2 separate regions of the Mus musculus genome follow, and region 2 is linked to region 1. A link is a loop called in an ENCODE intact Hi-C map of the cell type or tissue named here. Cell type or tissue: left cerebral cortex. All regions are shown on one strand. Links, peaks and the distances in the headings refer to the core of each region. The heading gives the core; the rest is flanking DNA.

Evidence for each region. Peaks named below come from ENCODE experiments on the same cell type or tissue, not always from the same donor. Only the 100,000 strongest peaks of a DNase experiment are listed, where the experiment ranks them.
Region 2: a loop joins it to region 1, with 17 times the contacts of the local background. A loop is called at or near these places in 26 of 42 quality-filtered maps.

What each region holds. Positions count from the first base shown.
Region 1 is chrX:164,181,956-164,186,955 of GRCm38, reverse strand. Ace2 (angiotensin I converting enzyme (peptidyl-dipeptidase A) 2) reads right to left here. Exons shown (of 18, transcript NM_027286.4): 16 at 4,250-4,366; 17 at 1,130-1,324. Among named protein-coding and RNA genes, the nearest start is that of Ace2, 44 kb to the right of the region's middle. In left cerebral cortex, for the core only: a CTCF peak has its summit at 2,926 (motif pointing left); a DNase peak (open chromatin) is centred at 2,927.
Region 2 is chrX:164,396,774-164,403,656 of GRCm38, reverse strand. It overlaps Vegfd (vascular endothelial growth factor D), which reads right to left. Exons shown (of 7, transcript NM_010216.2): 6 at 2,799-2,994; 7 at 1,007-1,650. The coding sequence ends at 1,527. Among named protein-coding and RNA genes, the nearest start is that of Piga, 20 kb to the left of the region's middle. In left cerebral cortex, for the core only: a CTCF peak has its summit at 4,962 (motif pointing right); DNase peaks (open chromatin) are centred at 1,659, 2,936, 3,240, 4,994 and 1 more place.

The DNA.
Region 1 (5,000 bases), core at 1-5,000:
TAAAAGGAAACTCAGAAACAAAGAATGGTAACGGAACTCTATGACCCCCTTGTATTTTTGAACATTGTAACCATGTTGACTGCACTACCTAGAAAGTGCTTTGTGCACATCTGTGTATGCGTACACATGTGCATGTGTGTAAGTGTGTATGCTACATTGCACACGTGGGGATCAGACAGCAATATCCAGTGTTGATTCTCAACACCCATTGTGATTGAGATGGGGTCTGTTGCCTCTGCTGTGTACACCAGGCTGAGTGGCCTACAGACTTCTGGGGACTTTCCTGCCTCTGCCTTCCATCTCCCTGGAGGAGTGCTGGGATTATAGATGCTTGCCTCCTGTATCTGCTTTATATATGGGCTCTGGGGATTCAAAGTCAGGTCCTCATGCTTGTGGGGCAGGTGATTTTACCCATCTCCACAGCCTTGCTTTTTCAAATGAAGTTATTTGGTAGAATCGAGAGATCTCTATAGTAAAGAAAATTAAATAAAATAAACTAATTTGTGTAAAGATTCAACTGAGAGTATGTTTAAACAACTGAAAACATGCAGATAATGTTGTCAGAGTGATACAAAATACTAAGTTATTTGAACAGACCAACAAGAGTTAATACTTTCTCAAGACAGGAGCTAGAAGTCAGTCCCTGGTGATTAAAGCCCTCAATCAACTCAGCTCTAGAACAAATTAAAGGGTGCCTGCCCATGAACTCAAATGATAAATTTGAGTTTCCCAAGGAGGAATGAAAGTAACTAAAGAGTAGTAGTTTGAAGCACCTCATTCTTAGATGACATTACACTTTGTGCTCCATGTCAGTCTCTGTGGATGAAGCAAGAGTCATGAGTGAGAACAATGCCTTACTGAGTTTGCAGTCTGGCTATGCCACTGTGGATAGGATGCACTTGACTACAGCATCCCAATAAACCTCAGGCTAGACATCTATAATATGTGAGCTTGCTAGTAAGGTAAGGTACTGCTAGCATCTGACAAGATTCTATGGGATATATCAGAATATTTAGGGAGATAAATGTCCAAGTAAGTAATTATCCTGTGTGGATACAGTGTTATTTGTTGCAAAATTTCCAATTCATGCATTCTAAAAAGACAGATAAATCTAGGAAAGGATACTCACTTCTTTCGACCTTTGATCCCAGTGACAATCAGGATGATGATGCCAACCACTACCAGTGCCATCACAACACCAAAAATAATCAGCCATATGGTGACAGGAGGCTGGTAAGGTGGCTCAAGTGTTGGGTGAATCCCCAGAAACTCCAGGCTGTTATCATTCAGGCCAAAGACATCATTGATGCGGCCCCGAGACATCCTATTTGCAAAAGAGAATGCAGTAAATGGGATGCTTAGACCAAATAAAATTCTGCACCATTATTTTCTCCTTATATCAGGGTTCCCAAAGGGATTTAATATGCTTTGTCATTAGAATGTACAACTAAAACTTTGTGCAGTGGCACATGCCTGGGAAGCCGTGCTTTAGTATGAGGATTAGACAAATTTGAGTCAATCAACTCTGCAAAGCACGATCCAGTATCATCAGGGGAACATAGCAAGGCAGTCTTTTTTAAAGCCACAAAAATACACACCTAAAATAAAGATAAAATTGAAGAAGATAGGGCCAATAGAGAGATACAAACTTTTGACAACTACATGTCTTTCATACCTGGTAACCTGAATTAGGTCTATCAACAACCTTATTTGAAGTTTAAGTTAGAAATTTATAAAGAGGGGTGGGGGAGAGAAGTGTCCTAGAGAGATGGCTCAGTGGTTAAGAGGTTTTGTATCACTCTTCCAGAGGACCTGAGTTTGGTCCCCAGAACCCACTTTGGGCAGCTCACAAAAGTGCCTATAACTTCAGCCCCAAGGGATTGAAAGCCCTCTTCTTGACTCCACAGGTGCTGCACACATGCAGTTCACATATAAACACATAGGCTCACACACTAAAACGTTAAGAGAATAAAGTTATCACACAAATTCATAGGTTTCATTATAAAAAGAAGATTTTAGAATGAACAGATAGCTTAGTATTTATCATGTATAGATTCTACATTTCAAAAGTAAAGTTAGCATATTCGGCAAGAATTTCTCAGTCTTCAGCCTACATCTAAAATAAGTACTGACAACCAAGCAGTAGTGGCACATGCCTTTAATCCTAATACTGGGGAGGCAGAGACAGATGGATCTCTGTGAGTTTGAGACCTTCCTTGTCTACAGAATGAGTTCCAGGACATCCGAGGCTACATAGAGAAGCTTTGTCTCAAAATAATCTCAAACAATCAATTATTTTATTAAAATGACATTGCATCAAAAAACAGAAAAGCATACTTGAAAATCCCTCTTTTATAAATGAATCATATCCTACACCCAAGTCGCTGAAGAAGTTGACATTTGGAAGCAGCGTCACAGTGGGGCGTGGAAATGAGACCTCTGCATTTCTCAAGCACTGAAATTATAAGTAGCTGAAGTTGACGGAGTAGAAAGGATGGAGATTGTTGACAACAAAAACAGTATAATGGAGAAACATTTTGGTTCATAGAGTAAAATGTCTAGCCCACAGCTTCTCATCCATTGGTATAGCTCAGGTGACAAGGTCAGGTTCCATCAGAGAGGACAAGCAGCCAACACAGAGGTAGCCATAAGCCCTGGCAACCTCAAGAGTTAATCAAGTCATTTTTAAGAGTCATTTCTAGAAAAGAAAGTTTGAGATTTCCTGTAGCTTCTATCTCGGAATCCAGGCAGAGAAGGTGCTTTCATGACAATCTCAGGCAGCATTTTGTCTGAGGCTGATACTAGCCGTTTTGGAGGAGGAGAGTGAATCTTTGGGCATGATTCACACACCTCAATCAGGCCAAATTTTCTAGGCACACCCTATTCAGCAGGTCTGAGATCTGGTCTGAAGGGTAAATAGAATTCCTGGCATAGCTCAATAGTGCCACCTAGTGAGGTGTCAGGGACAGGAAACTTAGTAAGCATTTTGCTTGCTTGTGACCTTCCTTCCTACCTACTTACCTCCCTCCCTCCCTCCCTCCCTCCCTCCCTTCCTCTCTCTCTTTCTTTTATTTTAATAAGAAAAAGAACCGTCTGTCCTCCATTCCTGCTATCTTGTTTAAAACAACTGAGGCAGTCTGGACAAGTGATTTCTTACGAGTGATCACTGCTCCATGGTAAATTCTTATCTTGGTGTGAAAAGAACCTAATGTTTACCTTCCTTGATTCCTGCTTTGGGCAATTCAATAACTCTTTCATAATGTCATAATGTCCCTGTACAAATGGTGGCAGTGTGTGCCCATTTCTTGTCTTCACTTTCCAAGCATGATAGCCAAACTTCCTTTAGCCAAAATGACTTCCCTTTTACCTGAGACCATTGTCAGGCTAGAGAGACTAGGGAATGAATATCACCAGAAAGAGTTCCTGGCCAGTGACTAGGGAGAAGTGTTAAAGATCTGAGCTCCTGCAGTCCTCTGCTGAGACAATTCGGGTACACACTCTACCGTATCCTAGAGTTGTCAGATGGGACTGCCTAGCAGAAACTCTAGTTCCTGACAATGATAGCTTGTTTGATAACTTGGAACCTGGTCACATTTCCCCAGGTCTCTGTCTCCTGTCCACAGTTTCTAGAGGAGCTTCTCAGCACTGCTTATGCTTGCTTGCTTGCTTTCAAATCAAGACCTTCTCCTGGCCAGTCCCCAATCAAAACCAGTCTCTTGCTGTTGGATTATAATAGGATCAAGAACCCAAGTTTGTGTGGTTAAAGAGATGGTTCCACCAGCAAAATGCCTGCTGTACAAGCACAAGGACTTGAGTTCTGATGCCCAGTACACATATAAAAGAGCTGGGTGTGGTAGTACCCAGCATGTGTCTACTCCGATGCTAGGAATTGGGGGAGATGGGCAGATCCCTGAAGTTCATTTGCCAGCCCACCTAAATTGATTAACATTGGGTTTAGTGAGACATCATGTCTCTAAAAGCAAGGTGGTGATGGGTCAGAAAAGACAGCTATGTCAACCGTTGGCTTCTACATGTGTAACCATGTCACATGTACACACCCACACACAAATCCATACATAGACCACAGACACCACCACCACAGCCACAAGAACAACCCATGTTTTGAGATGAGGTAAAAGGCATAAATGATTTTAAATGATGTCCAGCACACAATATTACACGAAATGTAAGCTATTGGCGCATTAGCTAACTCCATCTTTACATAGTTTGTTTGAAAGTAGAATGTCACCTGATGGCATCTTCAACTTCACTTCTAGGAATGACATCAGACACATTTTGGGGTGAGGTGACAAAGAAGTAGAAGGAGACTCTTGGTTTCAAATCACTCACTCGTACATCTTCCTCTCTGTGGGGGGGGGCAAAAAGAAACATATATTTCTTCTTTCCTAATGAAAGAAAGAAAGAAAGAAAGAAAGAAAGAAAGAAAGAAAGAAAGAAAGAAAAAAGAAAGTCCTCCCCCTGCCAGTGGAATGGAGATTAGAACATGGCTCCTGGATGAGGAGACACAGAACAGGGCAAACAGTAGAAAGATAGAATTGACCAAGAATCTTGACACTATCCAAAGCACATGAAATCAGTAGCATAAAAGTTGTAATACCCCACATTCTAAGCATGGTAATGCATGCTTCTAATCCCAGCACTTGGGAGGCAAAGGCAAGCAGATATTTGAGTTTGAGACCAGCGTAGTCTACAAATCAAGCTCCAGGACATCCAGGGCTGTTACACAGAGAAACCGGGTCTTGAAAACAGAGAAAGAGGCAGGGTTGTAAGACCACCTTCGATACTGTTTTTCCTGACTATCACACAAAACCTACATCTGTTCAATTCTTTTTAATGTCAACCTAAAACACCAAGGGAATCAAGAATTCTATAGAGGCAGTGGTGGTGCATGCTTTAATCTCAGTACTCAGGAGGCAGAGGCAGACAGATCTCTATGAGTTCAAGGCCAGCCTGGTCCACAGAATAACCAGCAATACACA
Region 2 (6,883 bases), core at 905-5,904, 220 kb before region 1:
AACAAAAACAAACACTGGAGGGAAGGGGCACAGGCTTTCTGAAGAAGCCACAAACACTCAAAGTCTTGAAGAGCAAGGGGCTGGAGGAAGGCTTAGCTATTAAGAGCACTGAGTGTTTTTTTTTTTTTCCAGAGGACCTGGGTTCGATTCCCAGCACCAACCTCGTGGCTCACAAGCATATGCAATTCCATTGTCAGGGCATCTGGCACCCTCTTTTGGCCTCCAAGGGCACACAACATGCACATGATGTGTAAGATTTGTGGTAGCTCAAAATGACCATGGTTATAAAAAAAAAAAAAGTAAATGTCAAGATGTTCTTTCCCCAGAATTGACCTCTGGTCCTTAAGTTTACTCACTAAGAGATAAATCTGATTGTTTAGAAAAGTCCACACAATATCTCCGGTCCTTAACTCTGCCCCCTTAATGCGGTTAAAGGTTAACCAATGATAAACTGCCACCCCTAAACTGTGACTGAAAACTGCTCTTAAAAAATGTATAAAAGATGTGTGCTTTAGCTATTTGTGGTCGCTTCCATCCCGATTTCAGGACGACCCCAGCATGCTAGATCAATAAACCTCTTGCATTTTGCATCGATCTCCATCTCTGTGTCTATGTGAGTGGGACATCCCGGATGTAAGGCTTTTGGGGTCTTACAGGTGCACAATCATACATGCAAGCAACCCACACACACACACACTTTTTTTTTCAAATCCCAGGTGGTGGGGAAATATTAACATTGTTAGGCTCCTCTCCATAAAAGGAGGATGGTCAAGTTCAATGTGTTCAGTTTATTCACACACCACAGAGTGCTTCCCAGAACCCCTGTGTTACCCTTGTTTAGAATGATAAACCCGGTTGGAGATCTGCCTTGGCTTCCCAAAACCAAGGTCTAGTTTTAGTCTATTTATGTGTTCCCTGAACCTCCCACTGCTAGCTTCCCTTTGGTCTTAAAAATATTTCCCATTAGCATGAAATGTGGAGGAAGAGCACAGTAAATAACGCTGACTTCTGTGGGCTGCATAACAGTGTTTATTTCCTTTAAATACATTTACATATAAAACATCAGGCAGTGCTTCAGTAAACCTAAAAAGTACAAGTGGAATGGGAATTGATCAGTGCTGATCATACAAATGAAATTCCGCATAAGAAAGAAGCACAATAACTCATGAGCATTGCCCTTGGACTTTGCCAGCCCGAGGAACCAATCGAGTGGCACCTACTACTCTGTTTCAGGCAACCTTTTCTTATTCATCAAAACAAGGGGCTCCTCAGACCCCTTCCTTTCTGAGTGCTGATGGCGCAAAGACATCTGAAGCTACAAGTCATTTGTCAGTGAACTGGGGAATCACCTAGCCGCCATTGCATGGAAATGTGGCTTTACCATGACACTAGGTCAAATCAACTTTTCTAACACCTGGAGGCGGGGAGGGGGGGGGGCAGGGGTAGTGGGCAACAGTGACAGCAACTTGACAAAGCAGTGAGCTGTTTAAAATGACAGAGATGGGGGGACTTGAAAGGAAGTTGAATCAAGGGTTCTCCTGGCTGTAGAGTCCCTGGGCCCTTGTCTCCTTTGGAAAGCGCCAGTGCTTTCCACAGGCTGGCTTTCTACTTGCACATGTTCTGGTGTGAAAAGGACATCTGTCCTCACAGCTGTTGTGAAAGAAAGTGAAGATGAGAATTTAGAAGCAAGGAACAACTTCAAATATGGCATGCCGTTCTGATTTCATTTCATTGTTCTCAAAGAAAAATTTCCAGACATGTATGTAAAGTATAAATGCAATATTCTATGTGGGCACTATACTGGCTAAGGTTTCAGCCCTAACAAAGATGTTGATATCACCTCCCGTGAAGCTTGGGGGCACAGCAGAAGAGGAGCTGGGGAAAATGTAAGAATCAAAAGATGGAGAGAAGGATGAGCAAACACCCATCTTCTAGGCATGCTGCAGACTTTGCAAGCGGAAACTCACACAGCTGTGATGATCTGCCCTAGGCCTACACAAGGCCAAACTTCTCAACAGTTAATTATGCATTTTGGGGGGGGGGACTCATCAGGGGTGGGGGCAAGGAGATGTAGGCTACTGGTGGAATCTGGAAGATGAGGGAGTCACTTTCTTCAGTTGTGGGAAAGATGAGCAAGGAGGAAATGAGTTGACAGGAATAGGCTAGGGTTGAGAGTGTAGGAGTAAAGGTAATTAGAAACGCATTTTATACGTGTATGAAATTGTCAAGGGACAAATTGAATTAATTTCTAAAAAAAATCTCAGTGGTTAGTTTGGGTAGATTTGGAAACTGATCAAAATCCAATCAATGGCTTCCAAAGGTTATAGTCATCCATAAGTTTCTTGCCTACAGAGAGAGAAAGAGGGATAGGGAGAGGAAGAGGGGGAGGGGGAGGGGGAGGGGGAGGGAAGGGGAGGGGAGGGGGAGAGAGAGAGAGAGAGAGAGAGAGAGAGAGAGAGAGAGAGAGAGAACACTCCCTTAACCCTGCTGTTTAAATGCCAGTGACTTCTTTTATTCCCACTCATGACAGTGTAATGGCAGGCATGGCAGTACAGGTCTGTAATTCGTGAGACCCTGTTTTGAAACAAAGCAATTTAATCATCACTCTATAGATACTTCCACATATTTCTTAGATGCCAAACGTCTGTGTTCCTTTTTTTTTTTTTTTTTTTTTTTTTTTTTTTTTTGTAAGAGTGTGCTTGGACTCTGAGAGAAAAGAGCCTGAACAGATCAGATTAGTATGTCCTTTAAATGTCATCAGTAAACCAAGTTAAGGGGAAAGCGAAAAGACCATTGACCTGCAGGTGTCTGGGTGAAAAATCTTGTGCTTTTGGCAGCAGCTCTCCAGACTTTCTTTGCACTCAAAGCAACTGCAGTTTTCCGGGTGCTGAATGAGATCTCCCGGACATGGTGCTTTACAGACGCACTCACAGCGATCTTCATCAAACGTCATGTGCGGTCCACAGAGAGTGGGTTCCTGGAGGTAAGAGTGGTCTAAAAGAAATAGGAAAGTGATGATCCAAATTAATTGCAAGTTGTCCATCTTCCCAGTAAAACTTGGAACCTCCCAATCTCCTTGTCTATAAGTTTTTTAACCTTAATATTTCCACAGGGTGAAAAAGATCCATCTGTGATTTTATAACATCAGCATAGAACTCATGTGTTTTCGTAGGTTTTAAATTTAAAAAACACCATATGGTGAATGTTTCTGACAGATTTTTATGGTGGTGACTGACCAGTTAAAAATATAAACTTCTGTGCTGGAGAGATTGCTCAAGGGTTAAGAGAACTCCCTACTCCGGCGGAGGACTCAGGTTTGGTTCTTAACACCCACACGGCAATTTAAAACTGCCCATAACTGAAATCTAGGGGTGGGGGTTGGGAGTGGAGGGTGGCTGTTGCATTCTTCTGGCCTGCACGGGCATTTTGTGCACACCATGTAAAAGCAATGCAGGCAAAAAACACTCATACACATGAATTAAAAATCTATCTATCTATCTATCTATCTATCTATCTATCTATCTATCTATCTATCTATCATCTATCTATCTATCTATCTATCTATCTATCTATCTATCTATCTATCTAACCTATGTAACCAGCCAGTAATGACAAGATAGCAAGATATAGGCTGCCTATAAGTATGAATGCAGTGCTCTCCAGTATTTTAAAAGTGTGGGAACCGGAAGTACTAATGCTGTAGAAATGTTTTCCTCAGAATTTCCAGATATCTAATGATGCATTCCCTCATCTTAGATCACCACACTTGTAAGAAACATATAAAGGTAACAATGAACTCTGGTCTGATCTCGATCAGTGAACTGAAATACATTGCAAAAAGAGTAAGAGACAGGCTAGGAGGCGTGGCTTTCTGGGTAGAGAATGCTTGCTTAGAGTCCATGAGAAGTTTTGGGTTCAGTCTCCTGTGGCTCCTAGACTGGGTGTGGTGACACATGATTGTAATTCTAGCACTCACTCCAGAGGTAGAGGCAGAAGGATTGAAAGTCCAAGGTCATCCTCTGCTACATATTGAATTTAAGGCTAGACTGGAACTCCTAAGAGTCTGTCTCCAACAGAAAGCAAAAGCAAACAATTAGTGGAGAAGGTGAAAATTTTGGAAGCCCGTGCACTTTTAATCTCAGCATTCATGCAGGTTTTGGAAGAAAATGAATATCTCTTCCCCAAACCTGCTTCTTGTTCAGTTAGCCTCATTTGGGGGCTGGCACCATTGTCCACTAGATCTTGTAGTCAGGGTTTCCACCCTGTCCCTTGTTCATGCCCTCTCTTCTCCATGACACTGCCTCGGTCACAATTCACCCAGTACCTGGTATTTCTTGTGTTGGTGGCTGCCGCTCACATCACAACCACACTGTGCACCCCTTCAGTCTTTCCCTCACATGACTATCAAATGCAAACCTAATCCCTATCACCACCAAAGCTTTACATGTACTTTTATTCATTTATTTTTTGAGACAAGGTCTTATTATGTAGCCCTGGCTATTCCTGGGTCTTGCTATGTAGACCAGGCTGGCCTTGAACTCATAGAGATACACCTGTTTCTGTTTCCTCAATGCTGTGATTAAAGATGTGAGCCACCATGCCTGGCTACGCTTTAAGTGTCTTAAATCTTCCTCCACACACAAAAGGCCAAATTTTACATCAGGATATAAAAGATCTTCCATGATCTTGACCTTAAAAAAACTTTCATGCTCATTCTTAGCCCTCTCTTATCCACCCCCTGCCCCGCCACCTCTCCCCAAAATGGCAATCTCTCATGATCCGGTCTCCTGGTTTTGACTGCTCTTTAATTGGCACATATTTAGACAAAGAGTCCATTTTGAATCTCATGACCAGGACATAGATGAGCTACATACGTTATAAATCCCTGAGGCAAATGTCAATGTAGGGCAAGACAAGGAAGGCTTGATAACTGAAAAACAGTCAAGGGTTCATATTGAGCACAAGGTGGCAGCAAAGACTCACAAGAAAACTCTCTATTGGCCCCACAGAGTAGTTTAGGTGGAACACAATCCTGAGGAATTCAGCACAGTATGTGGCAGAAGCAGAACATAGGTCCTTAGCAAGTTAAAGGGAACAGAGACTGGATGTAGGAGAACTAGGTTAAACAGCAACTAACTGGGGCTGACACCTCGAAGTATTTCATATTGGTGTTCATACCTAGGGACATCGACTCTGGATTACCAATGTATCCTGTCCTCAGCCTTGTTCCATTCACTACTATTATTATGTCTTATTCATTACAGCAATGAAACTGAGTCGGACTTGCATCAACTGCATTCATTTGGAGAATAGATGACTGTAGACAAGGAACTTAGCTCAATATCTTTGTATGCAGAAAAGGTGTTTAGTACACAGAAAGTAATGTGTCATGGGCAGAATGGGACCACTGGAGAAGCAGATGGGAACTTTGGCACATGAGAACGTTAGGAGTGGTGAGAACTAAAAGTAACTGAGCTGCAATCCACACCCTCCGTCCTCCCTCACCTCCACCACTGTTACAGCTTCCCCCAAAGGTTCCCTGCCCCATGTTCTGCTCAAAGCAACTCACTCTCTTCCACACAGTTGCTGGCTGGATCTTTCTACATTCCCAATGGGTGTTACCACTGTCTTTCTTGAAGCATTTGGGTGGTTTTCATTTGTCTAAAAGATCACCTCTTTCACTCCAATCATGCAAGTATCCCCAGCTTCATCCCTTCAAATCTACCCCTTCCCCTCAGTATGTATGTGTGCCCATAGTAAGGTTAACCTTCATTGCTGACTTTACAGGACTCTAGTACTTTCAGCTCTTGGTGTGCCTATGAGCATACTACCAGAGAAGATGAATTGAGGAAGACCCACTGTACACATGGGCTGGGCAGTCAGACTGAACCGAAGGAGGGAGGGGAACTGGAAATGCTGATAGATAGGAGCTTGTCTGCTTCCTGGCTGGAGATACAAAGTGATCAGCACTGCTCCTGCTGCCAGACCATTCCCAGCATGATGGACTGTTCTGTATCAAAGTGAAAGGCAAAATGAGCCCGCCCGCCCGCCCTCCCTCCCTCCATCCCTCACCTTCCTTCTTCATTCCTTCTTTTTTCCTCTCCATTGCTTTTGTCAGATATTTTATTACAGCACCTAAAAAGTAACCAATGTGTTCCCCCACTAACCTTTCCCAGCACTGGGTTTTTGCTTTCTCACCTAAGCCCTGCTCAGAGCACATCTCTCTTTCCATCCTCAATGTATGAACCTACCTAGTGAGTCTTCCCCAGGAATTAACATCCCCCTGAAAGAAAATGCCCCACCCAGGTTATGACCCCTCCTCAAGTCTGTAGGGCCCAACCTGTTTATTTGAGGTGCCCCCCCCCCAGGGAACTCCTTGGCTTCGACTCCACGCAGGATTGGCTGATGGTGATTTAGCAACTGCATTGTGTCATGCTGCCTCAATTGTCACCCTTTACTTTGTTGTGTCTGTGTTGAAACTATATGTGTGTGAGCCTTTGGCTAGATAACTTCAAAAATATTTTACCTCCCATCCTAGTTTGAGCTCTTACACTGGTGCCGAGAACTGGAACCTGAGGACAAGAGCACTAAGAGCTTGACATTTCAGACAGATTCTATGGCTCTGGATCCTTGCTATTCTTGCTAGGAGATCAGAGTTTAAAACAAGCAACGTTCACGTTGCATGGTCCCCTGTGATAGTTTTCAGTGGAACCAAGTCACATGTGTGGAAATAAATTTTAAAAAAAGTAAACCATCATGTTTGTTCAACCATATGTTCATGCCAGGATTCAGAGCTTTAACAGATCGGGAGATGGAATGACAGGCTAGCAATTCCCTATTTGGCTTAGCCCAGGAGCATGATGTGTTCCAGTTACAGACAAAT